2 separate regions of the Homo sapiens genome follow, and region 2 is linked to region 1. Evidence: chromatin loops called from intact Hi-C (ENCODE). Cell type or tissue: IMR-90. All regions are shown on one strand.

What was found. Hi-C counts contacts between places; a loop is a spot of excess contacts. Peaks named below come from ENCODE experiments on the same cell type or tissue, not always from the same donor. Only the 100,000 strongest peaks of a DNase experiment are listed, where the experiment ranks them.
Region 2: a loop joins it to region 1, with 12 times the contacts of the local background. A loop is called at or near these places in 70 of 110 quality-filtered maps.

What each region holds. Positions count from the first base shown.
Region 1 is chr4:157,987,546-157,995,545 of GRCh38, reverse strand. LOC105377509 (a long non-coding RNA gene) reads left to right here. Exons shown (of 6, transcript XR_007058347.1): 2 at 7,771-7,840. Among named protein-coding and RNA genes, the nearest start is that of GASK1B-AS1, 180 kb to the left of the region's middle. RefSeq lists a cis regulatory region at 536-553 and an enhancer at 473-617. In IMR-90, a CTCF peak has its summit at 3,303 (motif pointing left); a DNase peak (open chromatin) is centred at 3,295; H3K4me3 peaks cover 210 bases; H3K27ac peaks cover 317 bases.
Region 2 is chr4:158,252,217-158,260,216 of GRCh38, reverse strand. TMEM144 (transmembrane protein 144) reads right to left here. Exons shown (of 13, transcript NM_018342.5): 13 at 4,801-6,773. The coding sequence ends at 6,690. Among named protein-coding and RNA genes, the nearest start is that of TMEM144, 46 kb to the right of the region's middle. In IMR-90, CTCF peaks have their summits at 41 (motif pointing left), 4,302 (motif pointing right) and 6,667 (motif pointing left); DNase peaks (open chromatin) are centred at 4,316 and 6,666.

The DNA of each region.
Region 1 (8,000 bases):
AATTTGTTTGATGCATAATAGGTAAATATGGTACCAAATTATCAAATGGAAAGAGAGAACTAAGGTTGTTCTTTCTTGTTTTATGAATCAAATAGCAGAAATGGAAAGTGCTTTATGGTTAGGCCAAAGGAAGGCCACTCTATCATTAAGAATTTACTCATATACAAATTGAAAACCAAGCAAGGTATGTATATATACATATATAAATATAAAATATATATTCAGAATATATATTCAGGATCTACCAAGAGATAAGTAGATGATCTCTTTCCTTCATAATTTTTAAAGATGTAATGAAAGATTCGTTTATTTGGCTTTGCTCTTTCCTGGCTTGCCACGCTCATGCCGTTTTAATTAATCTCCACCAGTTGCAACAGCTTGATTTTTCTGGAATAAGAAATGAGCTGTTTTGCTCTGTAAACATTTTCTATGGGCATTCAGACACATGAGGGAGACGAATGAACAAACGAAAGGTCTTTCGTAAGACTGGTAGTTTACCAAGCACAAACAGAAGATCAAAGTGCCTTTGTTTGGCTTTATCTCTTTTCTTCAGAGGAAATGCCCAGCCATGACTGTTCCTTGTTTACAAAAGTCTCAAGGATTTCAGTTTTTTGAAAGAGAAATGTGAGAAAAAAGGAATGCAATTAAGAAACTGAAATACTGTCTTTGGCCTATACTGTTGGGTTTAAATCTACAAATCTCCAAAACACTTTCATTGTTCTCTACATTGCTTCTGGCAAAAATGTAAACAATATTTGTTTCATCAATCTCTGTCCTAACTACTGCCTACTTTGCTTGTTTTTGCTAGATTTTCCTCTAAAGCTGAAGAATATATTAAACTGACGTGTGTGTATATATATATATAAATATATATACAAATATATATACATATATATACAAATATATATATACAAATATATATATTTATATACGAACACACACAGGACACACATATATACATATATGTATGTGATATATACACAAGACATACACATATATACATATATATGACAAATACATAAAGCCATGATGAAATTAAAAAACAGATTTATATGTCAGTTTAATGTATTTTTATTTACATTTATTTTTTATTTTTTTGAGGTGGAGTCTTCCTCTGTCACCCAGGCTGAAGTGCAGAAGCTAAATCTTGGCTCACTGCAACCTCCACCTCCTGGGTTCAAGCAATCCTCTTGCCTCAGCCTCCCAAGTAGCTGGGACTACAGGTGCAAGCCACCATGCCTGGCTAATTTTTCTATTTTTAGTAGAGACGGGATTTTACCATGTTGGTTAGGCTGGTTTCGAACTCCTGACCTCAAGTGATCCTTGTCTAGGCCTCCCAAAGTTCTGGGACTACAGACGTGGCCACCATGCCTGGCAGTTTAAGGTATTTTTAATATCTATTACATATATACATACACATGTATTTAATTTTCTCACTTTAAATATTTTGATATCACCCCAAAAATATTCTGGTTTTGTGCCAACACCCTGTCTAAATGTAGAAATATTGAATATTGGATTCTTTTGGAGTCAACAAATATTTGTCAAGAATTTGCTTTAAATGCAATAGTAATGGCTATTTTTATGCCATATTAGGACATTTGGACTCTATTGTATAGATGAATGGAGACTTATTGCAGGTATTTGGACAATGGAGTGAGATAATGGCATCTGTGAAAGCGTTCTGATAGTATAGGTAATGCTTTTGAGAGATTCAGGGTAGAGTTCAGTTAAGTTACTATAGGTCTGTAAAGTGACAAAGGATCTGAGAAATATCTATAAAATAAATATAAGGTAAATTAGTTGATTTGAGGACATGCAGGAGAGGATACAGTCAAGGACGCTTTTTGGTTACTTCACTTGGGTGAAGTGATGAGATGTGGAATCCCCACATTTTGCTGAGAAAATAAGAGGATGAGCAGCTTTAGATGAGAAGGCCATGAGTTAGCTTTAAATACATTGACCTTGAGGTACTTCAAAGTATTTGAACACTGGTAGAAACATTCAACTATTTGGTTATAGGTTAAGTCGTTAGCATTTAGGTTAAAATGTAAAGCTTTGTAGTCATAATAAAGAGGGGTTTTCAGGCATTTTACCTTCTTTTTATCTGTTTTATTTTATGTCTTCTTAAAACTTCAAACCAATATCTTTTTCCTTCTACAGATAAATGGGAAACTTGTAATGATATGGAGGGGTCTTTACTTTAACATTTTTATGTTTTTATCAATTCCCAAATGGACCAGCTACTTCTCAGCTTCAAGCACATCTTCTTGTTTAATAAGTACCCTTTGTTTCTCCTTTAATTTCTAAGCTCCAAGGAAACAAACTATAATCTTGCAAGAATGTTCAATAGGCAATAAATAAAGTCAACATCACATGGTCAAGGTCAATATTAGAACAGTGACATGATAAACAAACTCTTTTATTTTGTTAGTTCACAACTCTAGTATTGTGTTGCTCTGTGGGTTTTATTTCCAAATAACCCCTGTAAAATTTGATGTTTCCTTAGATCCGGAAACCCACCAGAACGAATGCTAACAGAATCAGGACTTTCAATGCATTTTATTATGAATTTTAAAAGGCCCAGCAAAAGTAGGATATATTGCTCATAAGTAACTTTTAAAAATAAGTTTAGACTCCCTTCTGATATTAAAATAATGGATGTTCATTTAATAAACTTGTAAACATGTATATATAATAAGTTGAGAATTCAAAAAGGAAAAGGTAGATGATTGAGTTTTCCTATTAACCGGTTTTTAAAATATTTTAAAGTAATTTCTATTAGTAGTAATGGCCATTGAAAGTATAATTGATGCAATATTTTTGCCTTTATAAACACTTGTGTGTTTCCTAAAGACTCAGAAAATAACACTGTATTTAAAAAGTTATAAATCTGTTTCATTTGTACTGCTCAAGATGGGGAAACAAAAATCATGAGGAAACATCTGGTCTTTTTGGAGAAGCAGAAATCCCACAGAAAGTCTAAATGACCTATTTCATAACTTTCTTAAAAAATTGGAACTACCGTAATTGTCAGGAAGTTACGCAGTTTTCATTTTTGAGAAAGCCTTAAAATGTTCATTGTTTGCTGATAAAAATTGAAGTGGCAGTCAATTTTCTAAAAGGTGGCAGAATAGTGCAGGTTTTTGTTCCAAGATGATGTATAGATAAGACTATAAGATTCAGAGAAACATTTAGGGAAAGCGCTGGCCCTTTGGTATCTCTAGAACGCTCAATGTTTTTATTAACTTGGATTAAGAATCAGCATTTGAATTCATGCCTTTTCTCTGATCTTTGCTGCCCCCTAGTGACTCACATTACTACATTTCTCCTGTTGAAATCTACGTAGTCTACGTCTAATTAATATTGTAATTATTGTGCTGAATTAAATATTTATGAGAAACAAATATTTAAAGATTTCTAATGTTTAGGTAAAAATACTAACCTTGCCTCAAGGTTAACCCACTGGTCTCAAGAAATAAGTTGGTTGGATTACTCACCATGATGGATGAAATAGTTGAAGAGAGAAACACTATTCCAAGTTATTAAAATAGTAGTGCTGAAAGTGTGATTTGACAGAATATTTTGGATGGGGAAAACACAATACTTGATGAAATCATGTAAATTTCACATCTTTAAGCCAACTAATGCCATGTTGGGTATAATAACTACCCAAGAAAGTAATGAAAAAATATAAATTAAAATAAATGCAACTATTTTTACTAAGTTGTTAATAAGTTTGATATAAATGATAATACAAAATTAGGAATGCATCATATGGCCTAAAGTTGAGAAATGCTTTAAAAAGTGTGTGCATGTATACATACACTTACAGGTGTTTGTGTAAAATTGTATGTCCTCTTGTTGCCATTAAAAATAGAAAATATACAAGTTATATAATAACCTGTATGTTTTCAACTTTCAACCATATAGAATACAGGATTTATCCTGTAAATTATAATGCTTTTAACCATTTGGAATACAGAATTTATTACTATAAAATAGTGGTTAGTATGCAAAAGCGAAGAACAACAAAATTCAGAAGGGGTTTTACTACTTGTAAATGAAAACTGGATTTGTATTTCGTGTGTTTACTGATTTGTTTTTTCTGTATGGATGAATAATTATGCATGAAAAATAAATTAAAGGATGTGGCATGTGCATGAATGATACGGCTTGGTGAAATATTGTCAAGTATTATTTTCATTTAACCTTGCTTGGATCGCAGCTGGGGCTTATAGAGTTAGAGTGCTTGGCTGAATAGCCACCTGGCTATTATGAAAAATTCATGGTTTCAGGCGAGATTTCAATCACTGCCACTTTTCTAAAGGTGAAAAATAAAAATCCCATCTTTATTCACATAGATGCCCTAAATGGTAACATCTGTAACATGATAACTATAGTTATTTTAGGGAAAGGGGGATAAAAGCTTATCTTTTGTATAACTCCTTAGAATTCCAAATATTTTATTTTAATTTGCTTTACTATCAAAATTTCCTAATTGTTTAAATTCAAAGGTGATTTTTGAATTCATAAGACAATCAAACCCTTCATACTCTTCCAAAGCCAAATGTATGAATAGCTATCTGTCCTGTTATACAGGTATTTTTAAACTCACACATTCACTATTCTAGTTTTCCCCTAAGGTGGGCATTGCCTGAAGTTTAGTCCTAACTTTCCATTTCTGTCTCTATGTGTTGTGCTTTGGAGATCTTACTCTCTCCAGCTGTGTGCATATCTCCTTGTAGATACCTCTACAGTCAGCCTCTCCAGCACTGACTGCTTGTCTCAACTTGGGTTCGACATTTCCAGCAGTCTCCTGCATATAAGTCACTTGGTTGTTCCACGGTTAATACCAACACAAGCGTAAATTTGTCTCAAACAAGATGGAAGAAAGGTAGAGATTACTGAGTTCAAAACCTTTCTTTCTTTTTCTTTCTTTCTTTTTTTCTTTCTTTCTTTTTTTTGAGACAGAGAGTCTCACTCTGTCGCCCAGGCTGGAGTGCAGTGGCACAATCTTGGCTCACAGCAACCTCTGCCTCCTGGGTTCAAGTGATTCTCCTGCCTCAGCCTACTGAGTAGCTGGGATTACAGGCACATGCCACCACGCCTGGGTAATTTTTGTGTTTTTAGTAGAGATGGGGTTTCACCATGTTGGTCAGGCGGGTCACGAACTCCTGACCTCGTGATCCACCCGCCTCGGCCTCCCAAAGTGCTGGGATTACAGGCATGAGCCATCATGCCTGGCCTATTCTTTGATTCTTAATAAGGATTATCTTCTTGTAATTTCTTGAGCAGAAGTATATGAGAGGTAATTTTGTTTAGAACTTGTGTATGTGAAAAATTAAAAATGTTTGTTTCTACCTTCTCATTTGATTGGTAGTTTGTCTGGGTTCAGAATTCTATGTTGAAAATTATTATTCACAAAATGTTGAAGGCATGAAATTCAATTTTCTTTCTGCTTCCAATTGCCTGTTTTTCTCTGTATCTCAATTCCCTGAAATTTTACAGTACTGTGCTTTGCTATGAATTATCTTTTCATTCATTGTGGTAGATACTAATCCGCCCTTTCCATGTGTAAATCCAGACATTTCGATCCTAGATGTTTTTTTGTTTCTTTCTGTATAGTTTATTTCCTTTCATTTTCTTCTTTGTCTTTTTCTGAGGCTCTTATTTGACTGTTTGAACTTTAGTAACAAACCTCTAAAATTTTATCTAGTCTTACCTATTTTTCATTTTGTATTTTTGCTATGCTTTCTGGAAGAGTCTGTCATCTTTATTTTAATCATATTTTATTTTCTAGGAGCTTTTATTGTTTGAATGCTCCTCCGTCATTTTAAAATAATAGTCTAAATATTCTAATTTATGGATATATTATCCGTAAATTTTTATCTCTTTAAGGCGACTTGTATCTCTTTAAGGCGATTGATTATAGAGTTTCTTTGCATTCTTTCTCCTAGTTCCTGCCTTGCCTCAGGTCTTCTGCGTTGCTCGTTCTCTTTGTTGGGCTTCTGTGTTTGAGTTAGTGATATGACTTTCCTCATCCTTGGCTGTTATTTGCCATTTAAGAGTAAAACCCTATAAATATATTAGAAGCTTTGTGTTAATTTCAGGGCTTGTTGAGCAGTGTGCTTTTCTGTAGGATAATTAGATAGAAACACAGTTGTTTTCTCAAGGATACTCTTTCCCCAAATGTCAAGAGTTTTTCCTTAAGCCAGTGGTTCCAAAGAGATGAACCCTCCAGCCTTCTTCCTGTGAGGGAAGCTGGTTGCTTATGTGATGGAAAAGTGGAAGAGTATAATATGGGTCTCACTGTTCAATGTGTAGACCTTCATGCAGAGTCTTGACTGTGTTTGGTGTCTCTGGGTTCAAAGAGTCTCCAGAGAGTAAAACCTGAACCTCGTTCTTCTGTTAAGTGGGGAAAATTTTAGACCTGATCTCTTCTCATAGAGAATTTTAGGATATGCAAAGGTCTAAATGCTTTTGGAGAGTTGCAACCAATCTTCACGTTGTCTGCCTAACTACACCTCAGCCGTCAGAGGAACATGATGCCTCTAACTTGTAGGCCTCCCTGGATTCCAGGGCATGAAGTGACTAGTGTCTTGACTCTCCACTCTTGCACCTTGCAGACACTATCTTTCTTCTTCCTCTGGCCTTAATTTTCTGCTGGATATCTTCCTGTTTTTTTTTGCATCTCAGTTTTTTTTGTTCCCACTTCTTGTTTTTCTTATGTAATTTTATGCATTTTTAAAATTCTTTTACTGAAATTTTATGGTATTGTAAGAAGTGAAAGTTAATCCCACATAATTTGCCAAAATTTAGTTCCTTTTTTTAAATTCTATGGCTATTAACTTATATCATACTTTAATCACTTATTGCTGGGGTAAATAAATTGTTTCCTAACTAATTTCCTCCTTTCAATTTTTTTTCATTGAAAAAATGTCCTGTTAACTGCCACCCTGGGAACAACTCTAAGATAGTACTCTAATTAGATCACTTACCTGCTCAAAACACTCCAGATACTTTTAATGCCTAAAAAAGTAAATTTCTGACCTATTCATGGTCTACTCAGATTTCCAGGCTTATCTTTTACCATGCTTCAATGTGTACATTCTCCTTATACAAATGACTTTACTCACTGTCTTTGGAAAATATCTGCCTGTCTTCCCACTATTCTTGGCAAAACCTATTCTTTTCATTTAATCTTACTCATTCTTCTCAACTCCCCCAAGAAGTCTTTTTGATCCCTCTCATAGAAAAAAATTATTAATGACAGGTTTGCAGTCTATTTCTTTCATTATAGCATCTGTAACACTTAGTATTTATATTTTTATCTTTCTCTTCTAGACTCTAAGTTGCATTGGAGGCCAAGACCTTGTTATATTTTCTTGTTGTATACCAATTTTCAATCAATATTGAATACCTACTATGTGCCAGGATCTGTGCTAAAACTTCTTTAGGCATTCCTCAGGTAAAGAAAAAGGCACATAAGCAGCAGTTTTCAGAAACAGTGAAAGCTGAGAATGGGATCTCAGTGTCTACCTGGAGTTCAGAAAGAGGACTCCAGTTTCTGAAAGGACAGATATAAGCCAGGCTCATCTCAAGCCTTACAGGAAATGAAAGTATAGACTCAATTCTATCATAGGTATCCAAAAAGGATGAAGAATAGGGAAATTGTTTTCTTACTGGCCAATAGACAAGGGACCAGAGCAGGGCTAATAGCAAGGATGAGTTGCTTAATGTTGTCTTCTTCCCACCCCTTTTTCTCAGGCAGTGTTGGTCTGCAAGCTTCAAGAGCCAGTGACCCTGACTGCCAAGTGATTTGCCGAAGGGAATTATGGTAAGTTAATAAGACACCTGGAATTGTGAAACACTAGATTTCTCTAAACTTCCTAGAAGGTTTTTTGACTCCATGAAGTGCATGTCACTCTCATCCCAGGATGAGTTCTAGATTTTTCTCTTTATGGTTTTCAAGGGCAGATTTCATATGCTTAAGAAAG
Region 2 (8,000 bases), 260 kb before region 1:
ACATTTTATAACATAGACCACCACAGACTATCATAATTAACCCTATACTTCCCTCTGGTGGTCAAATTTGAAAATGTATTTACAGATGAATTAAATGAAGATTAATATACAGTAATAACTAAAGGTAAGACAACCAGATACCTCATTTTGTGTGAAGATTCCATTTTAACCAACTACCTAACTCCAACATTTCCCCTAGTTATTAAAGTTGAATGACTCTTCTGTGGAGAGGTCCCAATTCGCATAAACTTTCCTAACATGTGGCAGGGACTATACATAGCAAGTTGTATTTCATGGTACTAATTATATACGTAGGATGTGGATATTCATTTATGCTATAATTTATGCAAAAATAATAGGAAAGAATATTTTCCTGGATTTCTTAAACTACTTAAATTTTAAGAAAGTAGTCTATGAATTATTTCATGATGTATTGTGTCATGCACTTTAAAATAAAAATTTTAGGAACACAGAGACATACATTATTAAGATTAAGATTCTAAAATCAGAATATCAGATTTTAGAATCTTAATCCAGCAACCAAACCTGGTGTTTTTGGGTGGTTACTGTTTGTGAATGTCAGATACATCTTACAGGTACTGATATTTTTTTTTTTCCTTAAGGGAGCAATGTATAATTCATTACAGCTTTAATAAATTTAATATTTTAAATTTCAAAATTACTTAGAATATTAATTTTTCTATTTAGAGAAAAACTAAAGCCTGCACCAACATGTTTTCCTTGGCTGCTTAGTTTTAATGTCATCCCTGATAATTTCATATGGGAGCCAATATAATTTATTTTTGTGAATGTACTCCTTGAGCCTCAAAGAAAAAAAACAAGAAAAAAAGAAAAACCTAAGTAATTTTATTTGGCTCCTTTTTTTATTCTAACTGTAAAATACTCTTTGAACCGAGGAAGATGTGACAGGAATTACAAGTTTTACCTTTGTTCTTTCTGACAACTAAAGAGTATTTAAAAGGGTTTCCCATTAAACTTTTTAAGTTTTATCCACTGTATTAATTGGATGTGAGCTATTATGAAAATGATTACAGAGTGAAAGTGTAAATTGTCTTGAATTTGAATGTCTTTTAATTAAGCAGTTTCTCAAACTGCTTCTTTCAGTGTGAAACCTAAATAGGAGACACAAGATAATTTTAGCACCAAATGAGGCCTTTAGGATTTAGCTTACTTGCATTCATTCAGTAAATATTCATTGTACTTATTTTGCAAAAATGTTGTATTGGCTACCTAAATCAGTGAAGGGAAACTACAAAGGTAAATCAGAAATGTACTGTGAGATCAAGAAGCCCGTAGCTCTGAGGAGAGACAAAAGTGTCTAAAATAATGAGAGTGTGAAGTGGAGAAATGGGCTAGTATTGTAGGAGACAGACAAGAGGAGGAGAAGCTTAATCAAGGAAATGACACCATAAGCTGAATGTAGGCTCCTTTTGAGGGGTAGCGTAGAGCCCTGTCTCTGTAGTTCTTTCTCTATCCTCCATGCCTCACACATGGTTGACATTTCATGAATATTAAATGATTAGAGTAGAAAATCCTGACTCAAAGTTCTGATTTTGTCACATACTTGCAGCATGGCTAAAAATAAGGCACTACAATTTACTGAGGCTCAGTTCCCTTACCTACAAAATAATATGGATTTTAAAATGAATATCAAATGCATTTACACATGTGAAATGCTTAACTTGAACATCTTTATAACACAGATGATACTGTTGAATTAAGGTAAATGGATGTGGATTTTACTAGTCCATATGTGAGTAGGGAACCCGCACAAAAAATGTGGACCTATTTTGAGAGTCACATGTTAAAATGAGACTTTTCCTATTTTATCAGTATTGGGGGCCTCAATTTAAAGCGTTGTAAGTGCCCACACTTAGGATTTCAAAAAAGAGAGTGCCAGGCCACCTTATCAGTTTGCAAAGGGGTGACTCTATTCAATGTTTGGTGGGTCCCGTCCCATTATGTACTTCAGGAGTGGGATACAAATATGTAAGGTGAACCTTGAAGCAACTTGGGATACTATTAAATTATACCACTAGAATGTCTCCATAGTGACAAAGTTTTATGTTTGCATAAATTTAGAATTCCTTTAGTTGAAAACAACCATTTTACAAATATGAGGAAGTTAAAATACCTCACAAAGTAATGTTACCTACCAGAGGCAAGGCCAGGAGGATCATCGAAGTTTTTTGGCTCTCAGATCAGTAATCTCATTACCATATCCAATGCATCTCTGTTTGCAAATTTGAAACCTTCTAAGACTCTAAGAGTGGGAATGATATGAGAAAACACCAGTTTGTTTCTTTGTATAAATCCAGAACAAAAGTTGTATTCCTTCTAATGTACCCAAAGAAGAGGAAAAAGAGGGGTAGCAATGAGATAAATAAGTGATATGTGGAGTTTGAAACTTTCTAAGTTTCTATAAGATGTAAAAATATTACATTTACATTGAAAATTATTATTAAAAAAGTCATGTAACTCTGTATTTCCATTGCTAATGTAACAAATTATCACAAATTTAGTGGCTTAAAACAATACAAATGTTGTTTCTTATAGTTCTGTAGGTTAGGAGCCTGACATGGGCTAACACCAAGGGACTGGCAAGGCTGTGCCTTTCTGGAGGCTGTAGGGGTGAATCTGTTTCCTTCTCTTTTCCAGCTTCTAGAAGCTGCCCACATTTCTTGGCCTGTGTTCCCTTCCCTCATCTTGAAAGTCAACAATGCATGGGTTTAGTCCTTCTCATAGGACATCACTCTGACCTCCATTTCCATCACCTTATCTCCTTCTCAACTCTGATTCTTCTCTTCCACTTTCAAGGACCCTTGAGATTACACTGTGACCACCTGGATAATCCAGGGTCTTCCAGTCTTAAGGTCCTTATTGACACATGCAAGTCCCTCTTGCCAAGTGAGGTGAACACTTCTTTTTGTGTATGTGATGAATAATATATATATATAATATATATAATACTACATAATATATACATAATACTATATATAATATATATAATACTATATATAATACTATATATAATACTATATATTATATATAATACTATATATAATATATAATACTATATATAATATATATAATACTATATATAATATATAATACTATATATAATATATATAATACTATATATAATATATAATACTATATATAATATATATAATACTATATATAATATATAATACTATATATAATATATATAATACTATATATAATATATAATACTATATATAATATATATAATACTATATATAATATATAATACTATATATAATATATATAATACTATAGATATATACACTAGTCTATTTTATCATTTACTACCGTAAAATATACATAAATCTATTATAAAATCTCCGTTGCTATTGTGGTGAGCTCTAGCGTTGCGACTATCCACTTAAAGCACCATGTGGTGCTAATCATCTCCAGGTGAGTCAACTGTCTCTCCAGTCAATTGCCTCTGGTGGTTATGATCTCTTGCAGTTCCTGTATATTTTTCATCATTTTTTATTGCAATAAAATTAAACCTTGTAAACCTTGGATAACACCATGGGACCCATATGGACCTCGACTAGTGATGCTGGAAGTGCTCCCAAGAAGCAGAGAAAAGTCATGACATTATTAGAAAAAGCTGAATTGCTTGATATGTACCACAGATTGAGGTCTGCAGATGCAGTTGCCCAACATTTCAGAAGATTCTTCTTGCAATCAGATGATGCAAACTTATGGTATCGGTAAATATAGTATAATACTGTAAATGTATTTTCTCTTCCCTATAATTTTCTTAACAATATTTTCTTTTCTCTAGATTACTGTAAAAATATAGTATATAATATATATAACATACAAAATATGTGTTAACTGTTTATGTTACAGGTAAGGTTTCTGGTCAACAGTAGACTATTAGTAGCTAAATTCCTTTTTTTTTTACATAAATACGTATTTATAGAAAGTATTTATTACTTTGGTTACTAAAAATTTACCTAAATGTTATGCTATGCACATGGTTCCACAACTTGCCTTTACGCAATGTGTTTTTTAGCTCTATCAATATTGAGACTTATAAGTCTAGTAGTTAGTAACTCTGAATATAAATAAATCAGTATGTCAGGAATAAAAGAAGATTTTGTAGTTCGGGGAGATGCTGTGCTATTAATCCTTTAAAATTTATTAGGATTTTCTGTTCCTATGGTAGAAAATTTCCATAATCTGATACAAGCCTTATTGGCTGCTACTTCTACTGAATGTAGTTCTGTCTCTGTACACAAGATGGCAGGATCTCTTTAGTACAGATGGGGTTGCCATTTGACAGAAAGCCAGGCCAGAAAAATGTAAAATAAACACTAGAATTTAGCCATACTAGATTAGGAGAAATAAAACCTAAAAGTCTCAAGAGAGTTAGGCATTCACTTCCTAAGGTGAGCAAACAAAATGCAGATTTGGCAACTGCCCATTTAGACTAGCCTCTAAATAATAAGTTGCTTTTTGGTAACCATTTTGAAAAAGCTTGTTTGGTACCAGAAACTATATACTATATAGAGGTCTGTGTGTGTGTGTATATATACACACACACACACACACACACACACACACACACACACACACATATATATAAATGTGTATATATATATACACACACATATATATAAATGTGTATATATATACACACATATATAAATGTGTATATATATACATATATAAATGTGTGTATATATATATACAAAGTATATATAGGGATATATATAAATTATATAGAGGTAATAAGACTGATTTTTCATTTTTCTTCTGAAACTGCTTTACTTCACATTTAAAATTTTGCATATAAATTGGAAATCCCAACTAAAGAATAATTAAAAGTTATCCAATATAAAATTCTAAAATATATTTAAATGAGAAAAATAGCTTTTGTATCACAATTTATTCAAAGTTTATCAGCATAATTTAATGACATTTCAGGTTAAAATTAAAATGAGTATAAGAAGTTATAGTCAAATATTTATTTGTATTAGCAATTCAATAAACAAACAGAAGCTCCATCACTTTTAAGTAGTATTCATTTAGAGGAGTAATAATTGTTTGGATGGGAAGGTGGTGAGCTTAGTAGCTCTTACATGGTGTTCTCCAATCTACAAAAACTTTTTTCCCCTTCAAACAACACATAATAATAAAGCTAACAATTATATAGTGTTTGCCAAGTACCAGATACTCATCAACATACTTTACAGATTTGAACTAATTTCAACCACACAATAACCATGTGAGGTAGATGCCATCATAAACTCCATTTTGTTAATGAGGGGCCTGACACAGAGGGCTTAGGAACTTGTCCAAAGCCACACAAATAAAATGAAGCAGAGGTGGGATTTAACCCATGCACATTGACTTCAGAGTATACACACAAATAAAAAGCTGTTTTGTTTCTCCTGCATAGCAAAGTAATAAACAGTACTATCAGGTGGGAATGGGTAAAATTTACATTTGAATAGGGGTTTCGTTATCTCAAAGTTTTGGAAACAATTGCAACAAACATTGTACTGGCAGTTCTGTTTCAGTTTTCTTTTTTCTTACAAATTTAAATTAAATTTCTTTTTTAGAGATGGGACCTTGCTATGTTGCCTAGGCTGGCAGATTTGCACTCTTGGGCTAAGTGACCCTCCTACTTCAGCCGCCCCAGCAGCTGGGATTATAGTAGTGCGCCACCCTGCCTGGCTTAATTTCAGTTTTCTTAAAAAAAAAAAAAAAAAAAAAAAACTAGCATGCCTGTCATTTTATTTTGCCTACTGGAAACCACCAGTTAAAACAAGAAGAAAACAGGAAACCTCCAGTTAAGAGGGTTTTAGAAAAGTGTATTTCAGAAAAAAAAGTTGTACATTCAAAAGAGTGGTTGTTTCCTTTAAATTGTTACTGATAACCTACAATCTCACTTTAGCAACATATCTGTGTGTATTTATGTACGTGAATATACTTGTGTATGTATGTATTATGTTATGCACATTTTCTCAATGATGAAAAATTTTTGTTCTCTGAGAATGGACTTTATCTGGCGATAATCAAAAGCATTATGAGCTAAAATGGGTAGATGATGTAGAGTTGGGCGATATTAACTTGAAATAAACAGAAGTTTTGGCTAACAATAATAAAATGGCCTTTTTAACATTTAGTTACCAACTATGCATTTACTTTATGAAACAAAGGATCCAAATATCTTTGGAATCTAATTCCATTAGAAGGTAAGGCTCTCCCTCCTCGCCCAAGGTATTTCTGCCTCACTTCACTGGGGTAATAGGTGAGAAATATGGACTGTAACTTCTTTGTATATGGACTCTATACTGTGTTCTAGATTATGCAACACTAGGTACATACTGTGGTAAAAAGAGCATCCTCGTATGTAATGCTATAATAATGTAGACATTTTAGTCACCCAGTAAAGTACTACCTTCATAAACAGTTCATCAGAAGAAATTTTCATTTTTATACTTGAATGAAACTCAATCTTCCTTCATTCTCACATTTTTGGGGAAAAAAATCATTTACCCACTCCAACAGTGGCTGAGATCCATTTGCTATATGAAAATGCACTCTTTTCTCAGCATGATCTCTCCGCTGTCCGATAGACGCGTTCTCTTAACTACTGCTGCCACCTGCTGGTTTTGTCATTGTTAGATTTTAGAAAAAGCAGTGCATAAGGCTCCAGTCAAGATGATGCAAAATGCAAGTATCATTAATAGGTAGTTTTGTAGACCCTGAATAAGAAAAAAGAATAACAGTGATGAATAAGGCCTGAATCAATTACACAAAATGGACAGACTCTCAAGATTGCTAGGGACCTAACCATCTGCTCTAGCCGCCTGTACCCTTTTTTGCTACCCCTTCCAAGTAATCAGGTTCTCACAAACCCCTGCAGAGCCTTATGAATTCACCCATTCCGTAAATAAATGTGGGCACCCACTAAGCTTCAACATGTACCTTTATGCAAACAATCATATAATATGGGAGACAGGAAGTAATCACAGAAAAGAATGTTATTATGTGAGAGGGGTGTTAATAATAAAGCAAACCACCATGGTTGTTTGAGAGTGTGTTACAGGAATCTTAATGATGCTGGTTTGGAGGGTGGGAAGTGGAGCTTCTAACTACAAGTATCAGTGAATTGGCCAGGGGACTAGGGCAGCAAGTAGAGATTCCAGGTAGAAGGAATTTTATGTGCACAGTCCTGTTGTAAGAAAAAGCAAAATATTTCCCAGGGACTGAAAGGAGGTTAGTGTGACTGAAGCAATCAAAGTTAAGTGGAGCAAGATGAGGTTGGAAGACCATGGACCTGAGCACTTGTTATGCTTTGGGTTCTATTTTTTTTTCTTTTTTTCTTTTTTTTTTTTTTTGAGACGGAGTCTCCCTCCGTCACCTAGGCTGGAGTTCAGTGGCGTGATCTTGGCTCACTGCAACCTCCGCCTCCTGGGTTCAGGTGATTCTCCTGTCTCAGCCTCCCAAGTAGCTGGGATTACAGGCATGCATCACCAAGCCCAGTGAATTTTTGTATTTTTAGTAGAGGCAGAGTTTTACCATGTTGGCCAGGCTGGTCTTGAACTCCTGACCTCAAGTGATCTGCCCACCTCTGCCTCTCAAATTTGGGTCCTGTTTTTCCAAGCAAAGAGGAAGACATTAAAAAGACAGGCAGCTGGCTGTGTTAAAATTTCAGACTTGCATTGTGTAAAGCTCACACTTTTCTGCAGGATGGCAGACAGATTGGAGGGGCCAGAATGGATGCAAGGAGACCAATTAGGAGGTGACTGTAGTCTCCCAGGGAAAAGATGATGATGGGTAGATGGAGAGATGGAGATGGATCTGAAGGGTGAGGAAGAAATGCAGAGAGGGTGTGAAGAATGACTTCGTTGGACTTGCTCAGTTATGTATGGGGTGCCTGGTCTTAAAGATGGGAACTACTGAGAACCACTTCTCTGTGTTGCCCAGCC